Regions from separate parts of the Homo sapiens genome. Here region 2 is linked to region 1. A link is a loop called in an ENCODE intact Hi-C map of the cell type or tissue named here. Cell type or tissue: Calu3. All regions are shown on one strand. Each heading gives the region's core, and the rest is flanking DNA. Links, peaks and the distances in the headings are about the cores only.

Evidence for each region. A loop is a pair of places that touch in the nucleus more often than their neighbours do. Peaks named below come from ENCODE experiments on the same cell type or tissue, not always from the same donor. Only the 100,000 strongest peaks of a DNase experiment are listed, where the experiment ranks them.
Region 2: a loop joins it to region 1, with 5 times the contacts of the local background. A loop is called at or near these places in 3 of 110 quality-filtered maps.

Annotation. Positions count from the first base shown.
Region 1 is chr7:72,321,282-72,330,926 of GRCh38, reverse strand. All of the region lies in intron 2 of CALN1 (calneuron 1), which reads left to right. Among named protein-coding and RNA genes, the nearest start is that of CALN1, 86 kb to the left of the region's middle. RefSeq lists a silencer at 4,296-4,496. In Calu3, for the core only: no CTCF peak of the experiment used is centred there; a DNase peak (open chromatin) is centred at 4,376.
Region 2 is chr7:72,477,040-72,486,684 of GRCh38, reverse strand. It overlaps a transcript of CALN1 not described here. Among named protein-coding and RNA genes, the nearest start is that of CALN1, 70 kb to the right of the region's middle. In Calu3, for the core only: no CTCF peak of the experiment used is centred there; no DNase peak of the experiment used is centred there.

The DNA.
Region 1 (9,645 bases), core at 1,034-9,033:
GTTGGGTTTCTGGTTTAGGTAACAGGGTGGAGAAGTAAAATCGAAGTCCGAGCAAGACTAAATAACTGGTTTGCCTTCCCACTGGCAGGGCTGTGGGCAGCTCTCCATGACCAGGCTATTGGAGAGGGTGACAATCTATTTTAAAAAGCCTCATTAAGGGACTGTGCTGCTGTGAATAAGACCTATTTAAGTAGGTTACTTTATCTCATGCACCACAAATCTGGATTCTTTGAAAATGCTTTCATTCATCCAACCAGAATGTATTGAGCATCTCTGGTTCAGGTACTGGGGAAAATGATGAATTCGTCAGACAGAGATGGTACCCTTATAGTCTAGTGGTGTAAGACACAATAAAAAATATGGAAATAAAATTGGAGGATATAATTGAGACAGATGCAAGCACTGCTTCAGATTGGATGGCCAACAAAGGTCTCTCTCTCTTTTTTTTTTTTTTTTTTTTGGAGACAGTCTTGCTCTGTTGCCCAGGCTGGAGTGCAGTGGCACGATCTTGGCTCCCTGCAGCCTCTGCTTACTGGATTCAAGTGATTCTTCTGCCTCAGCCTTCCGGGAAGCTGGGATTACAGACGTACACCACCACACCCAGCTAATTTTTGTGTCATTATTCTTATTTTTTGAGATGGAGTCTCACTGTGTCACCCAGGCTGGAGTGCAGTGGCATGATCTCAACTCCCTGCACCCTCCACCTCTGAGGTTCAAGAAATTCTCCTGCCTCAGCATCCGGAGTAGCTGGGATTACAGGCGCCCGCCACCACGCCCAGATAAATTTTGTATTTTTAGTAGAGACGGGGTTTCACCATGTTGGCCAGGCTGGTCTTGAACTCCTGACACCTCAGGTGATCCGCCTGCCTCAGCCTCCCAAAGTGCTGGGATTACAGGTATAAGCCACTGCGCCCGACCTAATTTTTGTATTTTTATTTTTATTTATTTATGTATTTATATTTATTTATTTTTTGAGACGGAGTCTTGCTCTGTTGCCCAGGCTGGAATGCAGTGGCGCGATCTCGGCTCACTGCAAGCTCTGCCTCCAGGATTCAAACGATTCTCCTGCCTCAGTCTCCTGAATAGCTGGAATTACAGGTGCGTGGCACCACGCCCAGCTAATTTGTGGATTTTTAGTAGTGACGGGGTCTCACCATGTTGGCCGCGCTGGTCTCGAACTCCTGACCTCAGGTGATCCACCTGCCTCAGCCTCCCAAAGTGCTGGGATTACAGGCATGAGCCACCGCGCCCAACCAAGAAAGGTCTCACTGATGAGCTCTATTTAGGCTGATACCAGAATGACATGAAGGGATAAAGTGGGGAAATATCTGCGGAAGAACTTCCAGGGTGTGGGAACAGCCAGTGCAAAAGTCTCAAAGCAGGAATGAACTGGGTTCATTAGAGGAGAAGGAAGGAGACTGGTGTGGCAGGAGATGAGTTCAGAGAGATGGGGGCTAGCTCATATAGGGTCACCCTGTGGAGTTTGGGTTTGATACTGAGTTCAGTAGAAGCCACTGAGGGGTTTTAAACAGGTGAATGATATGACTTAGTCTATATTTTCCAAAGATCATCCTGTCTCCAGCTGTCCATTCTGCCTGCACTACTGTGGTACAATAAAGTGAGTCTTTATCCATCAGAGTGTAAAATAAAATGTAGTGTTTAACAGTAACAGATGGAGAGAAAATGCTTTGGTGACCTTAATTTGGTGATTTCTAACGTACCAGTTAAGTGTGGATACAAACAAAACTGCAATTATAGTATGATTTCAGTTTTGTTTAAAAACGTGGTACAGAAGAACAATGGAAATAAATGGACCAAAAATGTTAACAATGCTTGTCCAAAGCTGTTGGCGTTATGAATGATTTTATGGTTTTGCAAATGAACACACATTTACAATCGGAAAAATGTTTGTTTTAAAATGTAGACACCGGGCTGGGCACGTTGGCTTACGCCTGTAATCCCAGCACTTTGGGAGGCCGAGATGGTTGGATCAGCTGAGGTCAGGAGTTCAAGACCAGCCTGGCCAACCTGGCGAAACCCCGTCTCTACTAAAAATATAAAAAACTAGCTGGGCATGGTGGTGGGTGCCTGTAATCCCAGCTCCTTGGGAGGCTGAGGCAGGAGAATTGCTTGAACCCAGGAGGCGGAGGTTGCAGTGAGCTGAGATTGTGCCACTGCACTCCAGCCTGGGCAACAGAGCGAGACTCTGTCTCAACAAAAGTAAATAAATGTAGACACCGATGATCACCAATGCCTTGAATAGAATGTTGGGAGACTATATCTACAAAACACTTTCCCCTACCATCTTATTTTGGGAGTTTTAATCTCAAAAACCCATGGTCCTGGTTGGGACAAAACACAGGATGCTCATCGTATTAGTCTGTTCTCACACTGCTAATAAAGACATACCTGAGACTGGGTAATTTATAAAGGAAAGAGGCTTGATGCACTCACAGTAGTACCACATGCCTGGGAGGCCTCACAATCATGGCGGAAGATGAAGGAAGAGCAAGAGGATGTCTTCCATGATGGCAGGAAAGAGCTTGTGTAGGGGAGCTCCCATTTGTAAAACCATGAAATCTCATCAGACTTATTCACTACCATGAGAACAGTATGGGGGAAACCACCCCCATGATTCAATTATCTCCACCTGGCCCCACCCTTGATACGTGAGTATTATTGCAATTCAAGGTGAGATTTGGGTGGGGACACAGCCAAACTGTATTACATGTTTTGACAAGGTGCCCAATAAGTGGCTCTGTTTTGTGCTTAAGACATTTTTTAGCGATGAAAGTAAACATTTTTTTTTTAAAAAAAGAAATTAAAAGCTATACAGAAATGTTACATAGAACTTGGAAGGCACCTTTCTTCACTCTCATTCTCAATACCATTAACATTTCAAGTACATATATTGTTAGATTTTTTTCTATGCATTTCAAATACATACATCTAAATTTTGTTGAATTTGAGGTATTGCTGTAAGAAGTTACTTTGCTTCTAAATTACTCTCCAAGTTTCTTCTCATAGAGGTTGAAACCAAGATGACCTTTTTTTCCCCCTTTTAAACAAATTATTAGGAAATTTGAACACATAACTAGGAAGAACTGAACCTTGCCTTTTTAGTATTCAGAGTGTTACTGAAAGCATAATTTATACTTATGAAGAATAGAGCAATTAAATATTCATTAAAAGCTTATTTCTGAACATTTAAACATTATTGCTTTCCCAAACATCATTGGATCCCAAAAGTTTGTATCACGATTACAAATCGCGTGCACTTTTTCATTATCAAAAGTTAGGCAATAGGAAAATGTAGAAGTGCAAATTCGACAGCTTGGCTAATTATTTTGGTGTCATATTTGTTACAACTAAGTATTATTCTTTGAAAACAGGAAAAGAAAAACGTTCAATGAAGTGTTCGTTTATTTATTTATTTTTGAGACAGAGTCTTGCTCTGTTGCCCAGGCTGGAGTGCAGTGCCGTGATCTCAGCTCACTGCAACCTCCGCCTGCTGGATTCAAGGGATTCCCCTGCGTCAGCCTCCTGAGTAGCTGGGACTAAAGGCACGTGTCACCACACCTAATTTTCGTATTTTTAGTAGAGACGGGTTTCACCATACTGGCCAGGCTGGTGTCAAACTCCTGACCTCAAGTGATTCTCCCGCCTCAGCCTCCCAAAGTGCTGGGATTACAGGCGTGAGCCACTGCACCCAGCCTCAATCAAGTGTTACTCAGAACCATTGATGTGTTCTGGAAGAGCTGGATGTTCACATAAAGCCCAAGTTGACCTTGTGGTCTCATCCTACAGACTGGGCTTGGGGGCTTCATTGTCAGGAATTAACTGCCACAAACTCAGTCTCAATATGACTGAATAGTGTTGGATTGGAGTCTCATGTGATTCAGCAGAATTACTACCTTAAAAATCATTAACTAAACATATCCTTTTGTGGTGAAAAGAATGAATATGTGTTTAGAAGACATTGACTGCAAAGTAATAGAACCATGGAATTTAAAGGAGAAGAGGAACCTTGGTTAGCTCATTTGACAGATGGGGAGACTCAGTCAGAGAGACTGAGTGACATGTGCACTGTCAAACAGAGTTCATTTCACACCCCAGAGCCCTTTCCCCTACACTCAGCTGTGGCTCCTTGTTATTGGAAACCGAATTTATTTTTGTAAACCCAAGAATTAGGAAAATGCTCCGAACCTCATGAAAACCGAGAGGGTTTTTGAGCTGTTCATTCATTCTGCAAATTGTAATCTGTTTGTGTACTGATAACAGGCCTAATTACTGTGTAAACATTTTTATAGCCTGGTAAGAAAACCTCAAACATCTGTACTGAACACTGATGTGGCGTCTCAGCCTCCAGCATTCCTACTGCTGGTTCGGAAAACCAGTTGCTCTGCTTTTTAATCTGATCTGTGGCTGATGATTCATTTTATATGCATACACATAAACACATATTCCATCTCAGCAGGCAAACTAGCTTAGTGCTTAGTAGGTGTCATCTGCTTTATTTCTCCCATTTTACAGATGAAGAAACAGAGATGTAGCCAGGTCACAGAGATGTTGCACAGGGTCACGGCTTAGTACTTGGAAACCCAGAGGTATGTAACCCACTAGCTAAAGCCTTCATCCTTTCTGTGCCTATCCAAGACAAGCAACCTTTGTGCAAGGACGATCAGGATCTGAGTTTGTAAAACCACTTTCAATAGTTAAATTAAGGCCAGGCATGATGGCTCACGCCTGTAATCCCAGCACTTTGGGAGGCCCAGGCAGGCGGACCTCGGGAGGCCAGGAGTTCGAGACCAGCCTGGCCAACATGGTGAAACTGCGTCTCTACTAAAAATACAAAATTTAGCCAGGCGTGGTGGCGGGCACCGGTAATCCTGGCCACTCAGAAGGCTTGAGGCAGGAGAATCGCTTGAACCCGGGAGGTGGAGGTTGCAGTGAGCTGAGATTGTGCCACTGCATTCCAGCCTGGGTGACAGAACAAGACCCTGTCTTCTAAAAAAGCCCACCAAAAAACAGTTAAATCACATTTTTTGCCCAGATGTCAAGCGGCAGAGAGGTCTCTGCGAGGTTATTGCATTTTCAAGCCTGTTTTGTGGGTTGCCATCAATCCGTTCCCTTCATGAGTCACTTGGTGGGAGCAGGTCACCAATAGATCATCTGCCCTCAGCAGAGATGGGTGGTTTTCTTTTCCTGCCAAGACCCAAGCCTCAAGTTATTTACCTAGGCAACTAACTGACTTGGTTCCTGCATTATTTTTATTTTATTTATTTTTGAGACAGAGTTTCACTCTTGTTTTATTTATTTATTTTCGAGACAGAGTTTCAATCTCGTTGTCCAGGCTGGAGTGCAATGGTGTGATCTTGGCTCACTGTAACCTCTGCCTCCTGGGTTCAAGCGATTCTTGTGCCTCAGCCTCCCAAGTAGCTGGGATTACTGGTGCTCACCACCACGCCCGGCTCAGTTTTGCATTTTTAGTAGAGACAGGGTTTCCCTATGTTGGCCAGGCTGGTCTCGAACTCTTGACCTCAGGTGATCCACCCACCTTGGCCTCCCAAAGTGCTGGAATTACAGGCATGAGCCACTGCACCCGGACAGCATTATTTTCATTTATTTATTCAGAGACAGAATCTCTATCACCCAGACTAGAGTGCAGAGTCACAATCATGGCTCACTGCAGCCTCAACTTCCTGGGCTCAAATGATTTTCCCACCTCAGCTTCCTGAGTAGCTGGGACCAAAGTTTGCCACCAAGCTCAGCTACTTTTAAAATTTTTTTGTAGAGACGGGGTTTCACCATGTTGCCCAGGCTGGTCTTGAACTCCTGCCCTTAAGCAATTCTCCTGCCTTGGCCTCTCAAAAGTGCTGGGATTAGAGGTAGGAGCCAGTGCACCCAGCAATCTTTAAGTAAACGCTGAAATTCTCTAATTCTCGACACCCAAAGAGATAAATGCATCTGTCGAGCTTCCAAAAACCCAGCACAGAACTCCCTGGAACCCTCAAAGGGTAGTAGGCAACAGGGAAAAATTTGAGACTGAGAGCAGTGGCTCATGCCTGTAATCCCAGCTCTTTGGGAGGCTGAAGCGGGTGGATCACTTGAGGTCACGAGTTCAAGACCAGCCTGGCCAACAGGGTGAAACCCTGTCTCTACCAAAAAAATACAAAAATTAGCCGGGTGTGGTGGTACACATCTGTAGTCCCAGCTACTCGGGAGGCTGAGGCAGGAGAATCACTTGAACCCGGGAGGCGGAGGTTGCAGTGAGCCAAGTTACCCCATTGAGCTCCAGCCTGGCCAACAGAGGGAGACTCTGTCTCTAAATAAATAAATAAATAAATAAATAAATAAATAAATAAATTACATCATTTAAAAGGAGGGAAAAAGAGAGAGAGAGCCAGAGCTGAAAATGAGCTTTCCACTCCTAGGGAAAGATTTTGGAGGTTATTGGGGAATAATATTAGGAGGGAAGGTAAATGCAAGAGGCAGGTATGATTGGGACAGTGACCCCGTCATAAATGATAACTCCAGAGATGGGATGACCCTGCTGTGGTCTTGGAAAAGGATGGTTATCAGTGATGCTTTTTCAGGAAACAGACCTTTCTGGAGGAGGTGAAATCCCTCCAGAACTTGGATTTGAGTGCTAGAATCTGAAGCAGAGATTTTAATTCAGTGGTTCTCAAACTTTGCTGCACATTAAAATTCTCTGGGGAGGCTTAAAAATTCCAATGCTCTAATCACATCCCAGGAGTCTCCTGGGGCCTGGGAGGCAGTGGTGATTCCACTGTACAGCCAACTTTGCGAACCAGGGCACTCGGACACCATTTCTCCAAGGGATGTGCCAACCAGGGGATCTTGTTGAACTGCATTTAAAAAAACAAAACAAAACAAAAAACCCAGAGTCTCACTCTGTCACCCAGGCTGGAGTGCAGTGGCACAGCCTCAACCTCCTGGGCTTAAGTGATCCTCCTGCCTCAGCCTCCCGAGTAGCTGGGACTATAGACGTGTGCCACAGCACCCGGCTAATTTTTGTGTTTTTTGTACAGATGGGGTTTCGCTATGTTTCCCAGGCCAGTCTCAAAATCTTGGACTCAAGCAATCCACCCACCTCAGCCTCCCAAAGTGCCGGGATTACAGGCATGAGCCACCGTGCTCAGCCTAAACTGCAAATTATGATCGTTGAGTTTGGGGAAGGCAACTCTTTTTTCCCTTTTTTTCTTTCTCTTTTTGTTCTCTTTATTTTTTATTTTTTTTTTTTTGAGATGGAGTCTCGCTCTGTCCCCAGGCTGGAGTGCTGTGGCGTGATCTCAGCTCACTGCAACCTCTGCCTCCCAGGTTCAAGCTATTCCCCTGCCTTGGCCTCCTGAGTAGCTGGGATTACAGGTGCATGCCAGCATGCCCAGCTGATTTTTAAAATATTTTTAGTAGAGGCGGGATTTCACTATGTTGGCCAGGCTGGTCTCAAACTCCTGACCTCAGGCAATCGCCCGTGGAGCAGGCATTTCCAACAAGCTGCAGCCACCACTGCTATAGGGTGGACCACAGTGGGACTACCAAGATGCTAGTTAAGAGAAGCATTTTCCTGACATCCGTAGCTTCACACGAAGGGCTTCCAGAATCACTGCCTTTTCATGAGATGCCTGGTAGCGTGGGTTCATCCAGGGCAGGGTTAGAGAACAAAGGACTGGGTTCCTGCCTTTCCCACCCCTCAGAACAAGACAGACTCACTGCAAAGGCTCACAGCACACTCTGAGTCCTCTCTACAGGGTCCCTCTCAGAACCAGTTGTCAGGATGAAACTTATTTATCCTTCAAGATTTAGCATATTCTCCTGTCCCTGGTCAGGAATTTTTTTTTTTTTTTTCTGTGTGGTTTGAATTACAAATTGGTTTTTTTGCGTGCCTTCCCCTCCCCTCCCCTCCCCTGTCCTTTTTCTGTTCCCACTCCACCCAGGATATTTATTTATTTAAAAATTTTTTTGATTTTTGTGGGTACATATTTATAGGGTACATGAGATATTTTGATACAGGCATGCAGTGTGTAATAATGATGTCAGGGTAAGTGGGGTATATCCATCCCCTCAAACGTTTATCCCTTGTGTTATGAACAAGGGATTTTAAATTTTTAAATTTAAAATTAAATTATTTTTGACTATAGTTACCCTGTTGTCCTAGCAAGTACTAGGGTATTATTCATTCTTCCTATTTTTTTGTACCCATTAACCATCCCCACATCCCCCACATTCCCCCACTACCCTTCCCAGCCTCTGGAAACCATCCTTCTACTCTCTATCTCTATGAGTTCAATTGTTTTAATTTTTAGTTCCCACAAATAGGTGGGAACATGCAAAGTTTGTCTTTCTGTGCCTGGTTTATTTCACTCCTGGTCAGAATTTATAGTGTCAGAATTGGAAGCTTGGAGAAATGGAAAGGAACTTAGGAATTATCTAGTCTAAACAAGTCCCCAACCCCTTGGCCATGGATGGGTACTGACTGGTCCATGGCCTGTTAGGAACCAGGCTACCCAGAAGGAGGTGAGCGGTGGGGAAGGGAGCGGTGCTGCTTCTGTATTTACAGCCACTCCCCATTGCTTACATTACCGTAAACCTGAGCTCCGCCTCCTGTCAGATCAGCGGCAGTGTTAGATTCTCATAGGAAGCCTATTGTGAACTGTGCATGCAAGGGATCTAGGTTGCAACCTCCTTATGAGAGTCTAATGCCTGATGATCTGTCACTATCTCCCAGCACCCCCGGATGGGACCATCCAGTTGCAGAAAAATAAGCTCAGGGCTCCCACTGATTCTACATGATGGTGAGTTGTAGAATTATTTCATTGTATATTACAATCTAATAATAATAGAAATAAAGTGCACGATAAATGGAATGTGCTTGAATCATCCCCAAACCATCCTCTCCTGCCCCCGGTCCATGGGAAAAACTGTCTTCCACGAAACTGGTCCTTGGTGCCAAAAATGTTGGGGACAGCTGGTCTAAACCACTGTGTTTTGTGGTGGAGGAAGCTGGGACCCAGGGTGATTTGTTTAGAGTCACAGACCACTAGAACAGGAGGTCTGCTCAGGAGGACAGACGTGGCAGGAAGATGCCAAGAGAGATGACACTTTGTGCTGTTCTTGGTAAGGGAGAATCAGGAGACAGAGCTATCCAGAAAGACTGCGGGTATAGTCACGTTAAAGGCACCTGTGACTCCAGCGATGTCACAGTTAATTATACCTGTGATTTTCCGTCCCCTCCCTCCAGGCACCTCACCAACTTTAGTTAACTACACAGAAGCTTAATGAAATTCTTTGCTTCTGCAGTTGGAGTTGACACCTTGACAGATGTTCAACAGCTTGTTTCCAGGTGGGACGCTGATGTAGGCTGCCCCACTTCACGCAAAACAATTACGTTTACGATTTTCGCCCAAAATATTGTCTCCTGTCGTTGAAACCCATAGAGAACACTTGTAACCTATAGATTTCTTGGTGTTGTGGTGAATATGTTCAGCTTGTTGTAAGAATAGTTCATAATTGATGCTCTTGGCATTTATCACCCAGCCGTGATGTGCTCAACGCGTGATGACTAATAAGTTGTATTTCGTTGGATCCTTTTTTCTTGCTTTCTCAACCCAAGTCACCTGTCTC
Region 2 (9,645 bases), core at 719-8,718, 160 kb before region 1:
TTATTGTATTGTGGCTGGGCTCGGTGGCTCACTCCCGTAATCCCAGCACTTTGGGAGGCCAAGGCAGGCGGATTACTTGAGGTCAGGAGTTTGAGACGAGCCTGGCCAACATGGTGAAACTCAGTCTCTACCAAAAATATAAAAAATTAGCCAGGTGTGGTGGCATGCACCTGTAATCCTAGCTACTCAGGAGGCTGAGGCAGGATAATCACTTGAACCCAGAAGACAGAGGTTACAGTGAGCTGATATTATGCCACTGTACTCCAGCCTGGGCGACAGAACAAGGCTCCATCTCAAAAAAAAAGTTATTGTATTGTAAAAAAGGGTATGATATAGATGATTTACAGGTTTATATGTATTATTACTACAGCCTTTTTATTGAGAAGTTCATTAAGTCACACGTTGCATAATGACTTTTCTGTCAATGACGGACTACATATACAACGGTGGTCCCATAAGATTATAATATTGTATCTTTACTATACCTTTTCTATGCTTAGATATGTTTAGATACATAAATACTTATTGTTTTACCGTTGCCAGCAGTATTCAGTACAGTCACTTGCTGTACAGGTTTGCAGCTTGGAGCAATAGGCTGTATCATCTAGCCTAGGTGTGTAGTAGGCTATATCATCTAGGTTTCTGTAAGTACGTTCTGTGATGTTCATATAACGATGAAATAGCCTAACAATGGCGACAGAGTGAGACTCCGCCTCCAAAAATAAAAATAAAAAAGAACATATGCTCACTGTTAAGCAACATATGACTGTATATCTACATTTAGTCCAGTAACAGTTAACTTTTTTTTTTTGAGATGTAGTTTCGCTCTTGTTGCAAACTGGCTGGAGTGCAGTGGTGCGATCTCACCTCACTGCAACCTCCACCTCCCGGGTTCAAGTGATTCTCCTGCCTCAGCCTCCGGAGTAGCTGGGATTACAGGTGCATGCCACCACACCCGGCTAATTTTTGTATTTTTAATAGAGACGGGGTTTCACCATGTTGGCCAGGCTGGTCTTGAACTCCTGATCTCAGGTGGTCTGCCGCCTGGGCCTCCCAAAGTGCTGGGATTACAGGCGTGAGCCACCATGCCCAGCCACATTTAACTTTCTGTTAAGCGCAATGGCCACAGATCAATCTAGCTTATGCACAAATGTGTATGTAGACAGCACTACTTAAACTTTCTTCATCCAATTCCTTACTTTAAAATGAAATTTATGCATGGATTTAAAAAATGATTAAATTAAAATAGCAAAAACTTTCTAAATTCTGTGATTAAAAAAATTTCTTTTGTAGAGACAGGGTCTTGCTATGTTGCTCAGGCTGATCTTAAACACTTGGGCTCAAGTGATCCTCCCACTTTGGCCTCCCAAAGTGTTGGGATTGTAGGTGTGAGCCACCATCCCCGGCACAGTATTAGTTGTTGAGTTAATACTTAAGAGTCTTGCTCTGTTGCCCAGGCTGGGGTACAGTGGCTCAATCATAGCTCACTGCAACCTTAATCTCCTGGGCTCAACCCATCTTCTGTCTTCAGCCTCCCAAGAAGCTAGGACTACAGGCACATACTACCATGCCTAGGTAATTAAAAAAAATTTTTTTTTGTATTTTTAGTAGAGACTGTGCATTATTTAGAGAGGCTGTGCATTATTTGTCTGTCTGCCAAGACAAGTATAAGGCCACCTATTTCTCTCCCATTCAAGAAAGTATAGAGCTTTCACTTTTAGTCAAGGTAAAAGAACAGAGATCAGATTTCCCAGATAGGCTTGGACACACAAAAAAGACAAAATACATAAAAAACAATAAAAAACAGTTGCAAAACGCTGGATATCAGAGAAGAAGGGCCCATTATCCCTAAGAGATGAAATGAGATGATAAAGAAACGAGGCAAGCCCTACAATTGCTCAGCTTTCTTCTCTGAGAGTACTCAGGCAGTGTTGTGGGAGTGGGAAACCCAGGCAGAGCCAGGAAGCCTTCTTGAGTTGAGAAGAGATAGCTGACATTCTGGGGAGATGAAGGTGGCTGGAATTCAAAGGACTAAGCACCAGACAGAAGCAAGCTGCACAGAGGAATCCTGAGTTACCAGAGGGCGACCCTCAACTATTCAGCTGGATATTGATTAGTGCATGGAAGTCAGGAAACTACGCGGGGGCGGGCGGTGGGGACTGGGGGAAGAACTACCTGAAAGGATTAGCGGTGATGATGCTTGACACGCAGGACTGGGAATAGTGCCTGTTCCCACCAGCCAGAATAGAAAACCTCACAATTCATGGGACAGAAGTTAGAGTTCACAGGTCTTTCCTCAACAGGAGAATAATTAACTCTAGATTAATCACAGCTCTTGTCCCACCTAACAAATCTTAAAATCAAGACCCAAATAGATAAGCTAGTTCTAAATAGTTGTGTCCCAGAAAAAAAAATCAAGAATACTTATAAAAATTTAAAAATAGCCAGCATCCAACAAGGTAAAATTCACAATATGAACTCATATCCAATCTAAAATTACCAGGCATGCAAAGATGCAGAAAAATATGACCCATAATGAGAAGAAAAATCAATTGTGAAAACCACCCCAGAACTGACAATGGTGTCAGAATGAGCAGACAGGACATTAAAACAAGTATTGTAATTGTATTACATATGTTCAAAAGTGAAGAAAAGACATGGGGACTGTAATAAAAAGTTTGCAGTGAGCCAAGATTGTGTCATTGCACTCCAGCCTGGGCAACAGGGCGAGACTCTGTCTCAAAAAAAATTTTAAACCAAATTTTCAGAAATGAAACCCACAATGTCTGAGGCAATAGACAGGAAAATGTTAATAACAAATCAAATATTTCAGAATAAAAGATTAGTGAACTTGAAGATAATTATCCAAAATGAACCACCGAGAGAAAAGAGAGAAAACAAGGAACAGAGTATCAGTGAATTGTTTAGACAACTTCAAGCAACCGAATAAATGTGTAATTGGAGTCTGCAAAGGAGAGAAGGGATTGCAGAAAAAATATTTGAAAACATAATGGCTGAAAATTTAGAAATTTGATGAAAACTATAAACTCACAGATCTAAGAATCTCAATAAACTCAAGGCACAAGAAACATCAGGGGAGGGCTTGGTGTGGTGGCTCACGCCTGTAATCCCAGCACTTGGGGAGGCCAAGGCAGGTGGATCACCTGAGGTCAGGAATTCAAGACCAGCCTGGCCAACATGGTGAAACTCCGTCTCTACTAAAAATACAAAAATTAGCTGGGCATGGTGGTGGGTGCCTGTAGTCCTAGCTACACAGGAGGCTGAGATAGGAGAATCACTTGAACCTGGGAGATGGAGGTTGCAGTGAGCTGAGATCGTGCCACTGCACTCTAGCTTCGGCAACAGAGCAAGCCTTTGTCTCAAAAAAAAAAAAAAAAAAAAAAGAAAAAGAAAAAGGAAAAAAACCAAACCAAACCAAACAAACAAACAAAACCCCACAAAAAACATCAGGGGAAAATAAGAACAACACCAAAGCATATCATAATCAAACTACTCAAAACCAGTGATTAAAAAAAATTTTAAAAGCAGCCAGAGGAAAAGCAGACATGTTATATATAAATAAACAAGATAAGAATGACAGTGGCTTTCTTGCAAGGAACAAAGTAAGTGAGAGGACAATGGAACATCTCTAAAATATTAAACAAGTAAACAAACAAACAAAATAACCCTTTGCACTAGAAGTCAACGTTCAGCAAGGATATCTTTCAAAAATGGAAGTGAAAGAAAGAGTTCTTTGGACACAGAAAATTGAAAGAATTAATCAAAAAGCATATCTGCAATAAATGAAGTGTTTAAGAAATTTTTTCAGGAGGAAAGAAAATGAGACCAGAAGGAAATATAGATTTACACAAAGGAGTGAAGAGTACTGGGAATGGTAACTACATAAGTATATATATGTATTTTTTCTTATTATTTAAATCTCTTTAAAGGATATTGACTTTTTATACAAAAATATGAATAATGGAATATTGGATTTATAACATATGGAAAAGTGAAGTATATGACAACAATAGTCAAAGATTAGGAGTGGAGAAATTGAAGAATACTATTATAATGTTCTTATATGTCAAGTGGTATAGTATCATTTGAAGGTAGACTGTCATAAAGAAATATTCTATAACCCGGATCAGCCACTAAAATAGCAAAACAAAGCCAACAAAGGGGGATTAAATGGAATAAAAGAAAAAATTCAATTCATTCAAAAGAAGCTAGAAACAGAGGAAAAAGTGACCAAAGAACAGATGGAACAAATAGAAAACAAATATTATCATGATAGGCTTAGACCTCATTATATCGTAACTACACTAAACAGAAATGGTCTAAACACTCTAATAAAAAGGCAAAGCATTTCAGTTTGGATAAAAAAGCAAGAACCCTTTATATATTGCCTATAAGAATCAGACTTTAAATATAAAAATCCAAATGGGTCAGAAGCAAATGATGTTAACACTAATGAAAATGAAGTTGAATGGCTCTATTAATACCAGACTAAGTAGATTTCAGAATCAAGAATATTTCCAGACATTAAAAAAGTTGATTTCACAATAACAAAGATGTTGATTAATCAATAATTCTAAATGTTTATGTTCCTAATAACAGAGCTTCGAAATACCTGAAGGCAGAAACTGATATAATTGCAAGGAAAAATAGACAAATTCACAATTGTAATTGAATATTTTAATACCTCTGTGTCAATATTTGAGAAAACAAGTAGACAGAAAATCAATAAAGATCATAAAGATGTGAAAAACACTATCAACCAAGTTATCTAAATGATATTTATAGAACATACAAGTCTCAAATGTCAAAGTATACAAATAATAAAAAATGTCCTATGACCAAAATGAAGTTAAATTAGACATCAAGTTAAATTCTAAATCAATAACAGAAAAGCTTCCTGAAAATTCCCAAATACGTGGAAATCAAATAACACACTTTTAAAAAACCCACGGGTTAAAGAAGAAATCAAAAGTGAAATTAGCACTTAGAATTGAATGAAAATCAAAATACAACAACATCAAAATGTGTTGCATGCCATGAAAGCAGTATTTAGACATTTACAGCACTAACGAGTATATTAGAGAAGAAAGTTCTTAAATAACCTAAGCTTCCACCTTGAGACACTAGAAAATGAAGAGCAAAATAAACCCAAAATGAGTTTTTAAAAACAGGAATAATAAGATCAGAATGAAAAATCAACGAAATAGAAAACAGAAAAGCAACAGAGAATATCAATAAAATCAAAAGTTTGTTCTTTAATAAGATTGGTGAAATCAGCTGGGCGTGGTGGCTCATGCTTATAATCCCAGCCCTTTGGGAAGCCTAGGCTGGCAGATTGCTTTGAGTTCAGGAGTTCCAGGCCAGCCTGGCCAACATGAAGAAACCCTGTCTCTACTAAAAATACAAAAATTAGGCCGGGCGCAGTGGCTCCAGCCTGTAATCCCAGCACTTTGGGAGGCCGACGCGGGCGGATCACTTGAGGTCAGGAGTTTGAGACCAGCCTGGACAACATGGCAAAACCCGTCTCTACCAGAAAAACAAAAATTAGCCGTGCCTGGTGGCCTGCGCCTGTAATTCCAGCTACTCAGGAGGCTGAGGCAGGAGAATCGCTTGAACCCGGGAAGCGGAGGTCACAGGGAGCCGAGATCGCACCATTGTACTCCAGCCTGGGCAACAGAGCGAGAGTCTCAAAAAACAACAACAAAAAAAGGTAAGTAAAATTGATAGACATCTAGCCAGATTTATCAGGATACACATTACCACTATCAGGAATGAGAGAGGTGACATCGTTAGAGATTCCATATACAGTAAGTGAATTATAAAAAATATGATGAACAATTTTTTTTTTTGGCCAATGAATTTGACAATGTAAATGAAACAGACAAATTCTTTGGAAGATGTAAGCTATCAAAGTTCACTTAAAGAGAAATCAATAATCTGAAAAACCCTATGTCTAGTGAAGAAATTGAATTTGTAGTTTAAAACATTCACAGAAAGAAAATTCCAAGCCTAAACAGCTTCACTGATGAATTCTGAATTCTACTGATTCAGATGATGAATTCTGAACTTTACGGAATTCTGAATTAATGAAGAAAAAATACCAATACCACACAAACGCTCCTAGAAAATGGAAAGGGAGAGAATATTTCCCAGCTCATTACTCTAATACCAAAATAAGGCAAACACATGATAAGAAAAAAGGGACAGTCCAATATCCCGCAAGTATATAAATGCAAAAATTCTAAACAAATTTTCAGGAAATCAAATCTAACAACATATAAATTTAAAGAAGATGAAAGATTAAAAACGTTTATCCCAAGAATGAAGGGTTGGTTTAATATTTGAAAATCAACCAATGTAATCCACTCTCAATAGACACAGTAAAACATTTCTCAAAACCCTTCATTGATTCCTGACAAGTACTCTCGGAAAACTAGGAATAGAAGGTAATGTTCTCAATCTGATAAAGAACATCTGTGTTTCCCCTTAAGGGGCCCTCTCACCATTCTAGTTAATATTGCACTGGAGATTCTCGGCCAGTGCCAGAAAATAAGAACAAGAAATGAAAGGCATCCGTACTGGAAGGAAAAACATAAAATTGGAAAATTAATGCTACCTGATTTCAAGAATTATATTATAAAGCTACAGCAATTAAGCTAAGGTATTATTGGCGTAAAAGTAGACAAAAGTGTCAATGGAATGGAATAGAAAGTTCAGAAATACACCCACACTTATATGGGCAATTAATTTTCAACAAAGATACAGAGTCAATTGAGTGGAGAGAGGCTAGTCTAGTCAATAAATTGTGCTGTAAGCCGGGCTCAGTGGCTCATGCCTGTTATCCCAGCACTTTGGGAAGCCAAGGTGGGTGAATCTTCCGAGGTCAGGAGTTCCAGACCAGCCTGGCCAACATGACGAAACCCCATCTCTACAAAAATACAAAAATTAACTGGGCATGGTGGCCTGTGCCTGTAGTCCTAGCTACTCAGGAGGCTGAGGTAGGGGAATCACTTGAACCAGGAGATGGAGGTTGCAGTGAGCCAAGATCACGCCATTGCAATCCAGTCTGGGTGACAGAGCGGGACTCCATCTCAAAAAAAAAAAAAAAAAATTGTGCTATAACAACTGAATATCCATATGTAAAACCTAAAACTATAACATTTCTAGAAGAAAACATAAGAGAAAACCTTTGTGACCTTATGTTAAGCAAAATTTCTTAAAAACAAAAAGCATGATAAAAAACTACAAATAGACAAATTAGAGTTCATCAAAATAAAAAATCATCTGTCTATAGGATACTGTTAAAGGAATGAAAAGACAAGGCATATAAATATATTTGTGGGAAATAACTTGTAAATCTTGTTATAGAAGTCTTGAATCCAGAATATATAAAGAACTTTCCAAACTTGATAAGAAGAAAACAAACAACCCATTAAAACAGATGAAATATACGTACACACACTTCAACCAAGAAGTGGTTCATGGTCCCGGCGCAGTGGCTCACGCCTGTAATCTCAGCACTTTGGGAGGTTGAGGTGGGCGGATCACGAGGTCAGGAGATCGAGACCAGCCTGGCTAACACGGTGAAACCCCATCTCTACTAAAAATACAAAAATTAGTCAAGTGTGGTGGCACCCGCCTGTAGTCCCAGCTACTCAGGAGGCTGAGGCAGGCAAATCACTTGAACCCGGGAGGTGGAGTTTGCAATGAGCCAAGATCTCGCCAATGCACTCCAGCCTTGGTGACAGAACAAGACTTCATCTCAAAAAAAAAAAAGAAGTGGTTCGTATGCATGGCAAATAAACCTGTGAAGAAACAATCAATACCTTAGTTTTTAGGGACACGCAAATTAAAACTACAGTATACGCCCTATAATTTATTATTTTAATCACATTGTTTGCAAATGTTGACTTTATTTTGGGTACCCGGTTATTTATGATACACTCACAGTTCATTTCTGCATAACAGAGTGTCAGGACATGGAGGCAGCAGGGGAAGCAATCAGGTACAGACTGATACACCTTACTAGGCCCTGAGATCTCAGGGGCCTTCTCTGGGCTTCATATCCTCATTGGGATGAATATTTTAGGAAGACTGGGATGTTTGTGGCATGTCCTGGTCACCCAGGCTGGAGTGCAGTGGTGTGATCATAGCTTACTGCAGCCTTGACCTCCTGGAGTCAAAGAATCCTCCTGTTTCAGCCTCCTGAGTAGCTGGGACTACAGGAACATGCCACCACACCCATCTAATTAAGAAAAAATATATATATATTTCTATATAATATTTATATATTTATTTATATATTACATTTATATTTATATATTATATAAATATATAATATAAATATATTTGCATAAAATATAACTATTTATATAAAGTATATATAAATATTGCAGTGGCAATATATATAATATATAACATATATATTTATAAAAATACATATGTATATTTTGTAGAGACAAGGTCTTGCTACGTTGCTTACTGGTCCTGAACTTCTAACCTCAAGCAATCCTCCCTACTCAGCCTCCCAAAGTATTGGAATTACAGGCATGAGCCAATGGCCCTGGCATCATCATCCATTTTCATTCATTCATTTATTACATGCTTATTCTGATCCAAGCAACGTGCTAGGCTCTGAAGACATGAAGATGAATACCACATGGTTCCTGTCTTAATGCAGCTTAGTCAATAATGGGTAAGGGAGGGATGTCAGAAAAGCGTGATACGAATGTAACTGGAACAAAGGAGATTAGATAGAGGAGGTTTTGGAGAATAAAGGCGAGTATTCCTGGGAGAACCCAATGGACACAAAGGTGACTCTTGGCAAGGCAATGAAAAGAGAAGGAGAGTCTGAGGCAGGAGGATCCCTTGAGGCTAGGAGTTCGAGACCAGCCTAGGGAACATAGTGAGACCTCGTCTCTACAAAATAAAATGAAAAAATTATCCAGGCATGGTGGCATGTGCCTGTAGACTTAGCACTTTGGGAAGCCAAAGTGGGAGTATTGCTTGAAGCTAGGAGTTCAAGACCAGCCTGGACAACAAAGCAAGACCCCGTTTCTACAAAAACAACAACAAAAAGTTAGCTGAATGTGGTGTTGCTCTTCTGTAGTCCCAGCTACTCAGGAGGCTGAGGTAGGAGGATTGCTTGAGCCCAGGAGTTCAAGGCTGTAGTGAGCTATGATCATGCCACTGCACCTCAGCCTGGGTGACAGAGTCTCAAAAACAAAAAAACAAAAATTAAAAAAGGGGTAAGGAGAAGGTGGCGGCCCTGAGCAATATCAGTTAGATCTCCTTTAACTCTTTTGTGTACTGGGGCCTCACATGCCTTCTCTCTGTCCCTCACCTTCAACTCATTCTTTGCTCCCCTAATACAATTCTACTCATCAGATCTCAGCTCAATAGCTCCTTTCGCTTTCATGTTCTCAGGGCATGCACCTTTTCTTTCTTTTTTTGTTGAGACAGTCTTGCTCTGTCATCCAGGCTGGAGTTCAGTGGCACGATCTCAGCTCACTGCAACCTCCGCCACCTGGGTTCATGCAGTTCTCCTGTCTCAACTTCCCAAGTAGCTGGAATTACAAGTGCGCGCCACCACGCCCAGCTAGTTTTTGTATTTTTAGTAGAGAC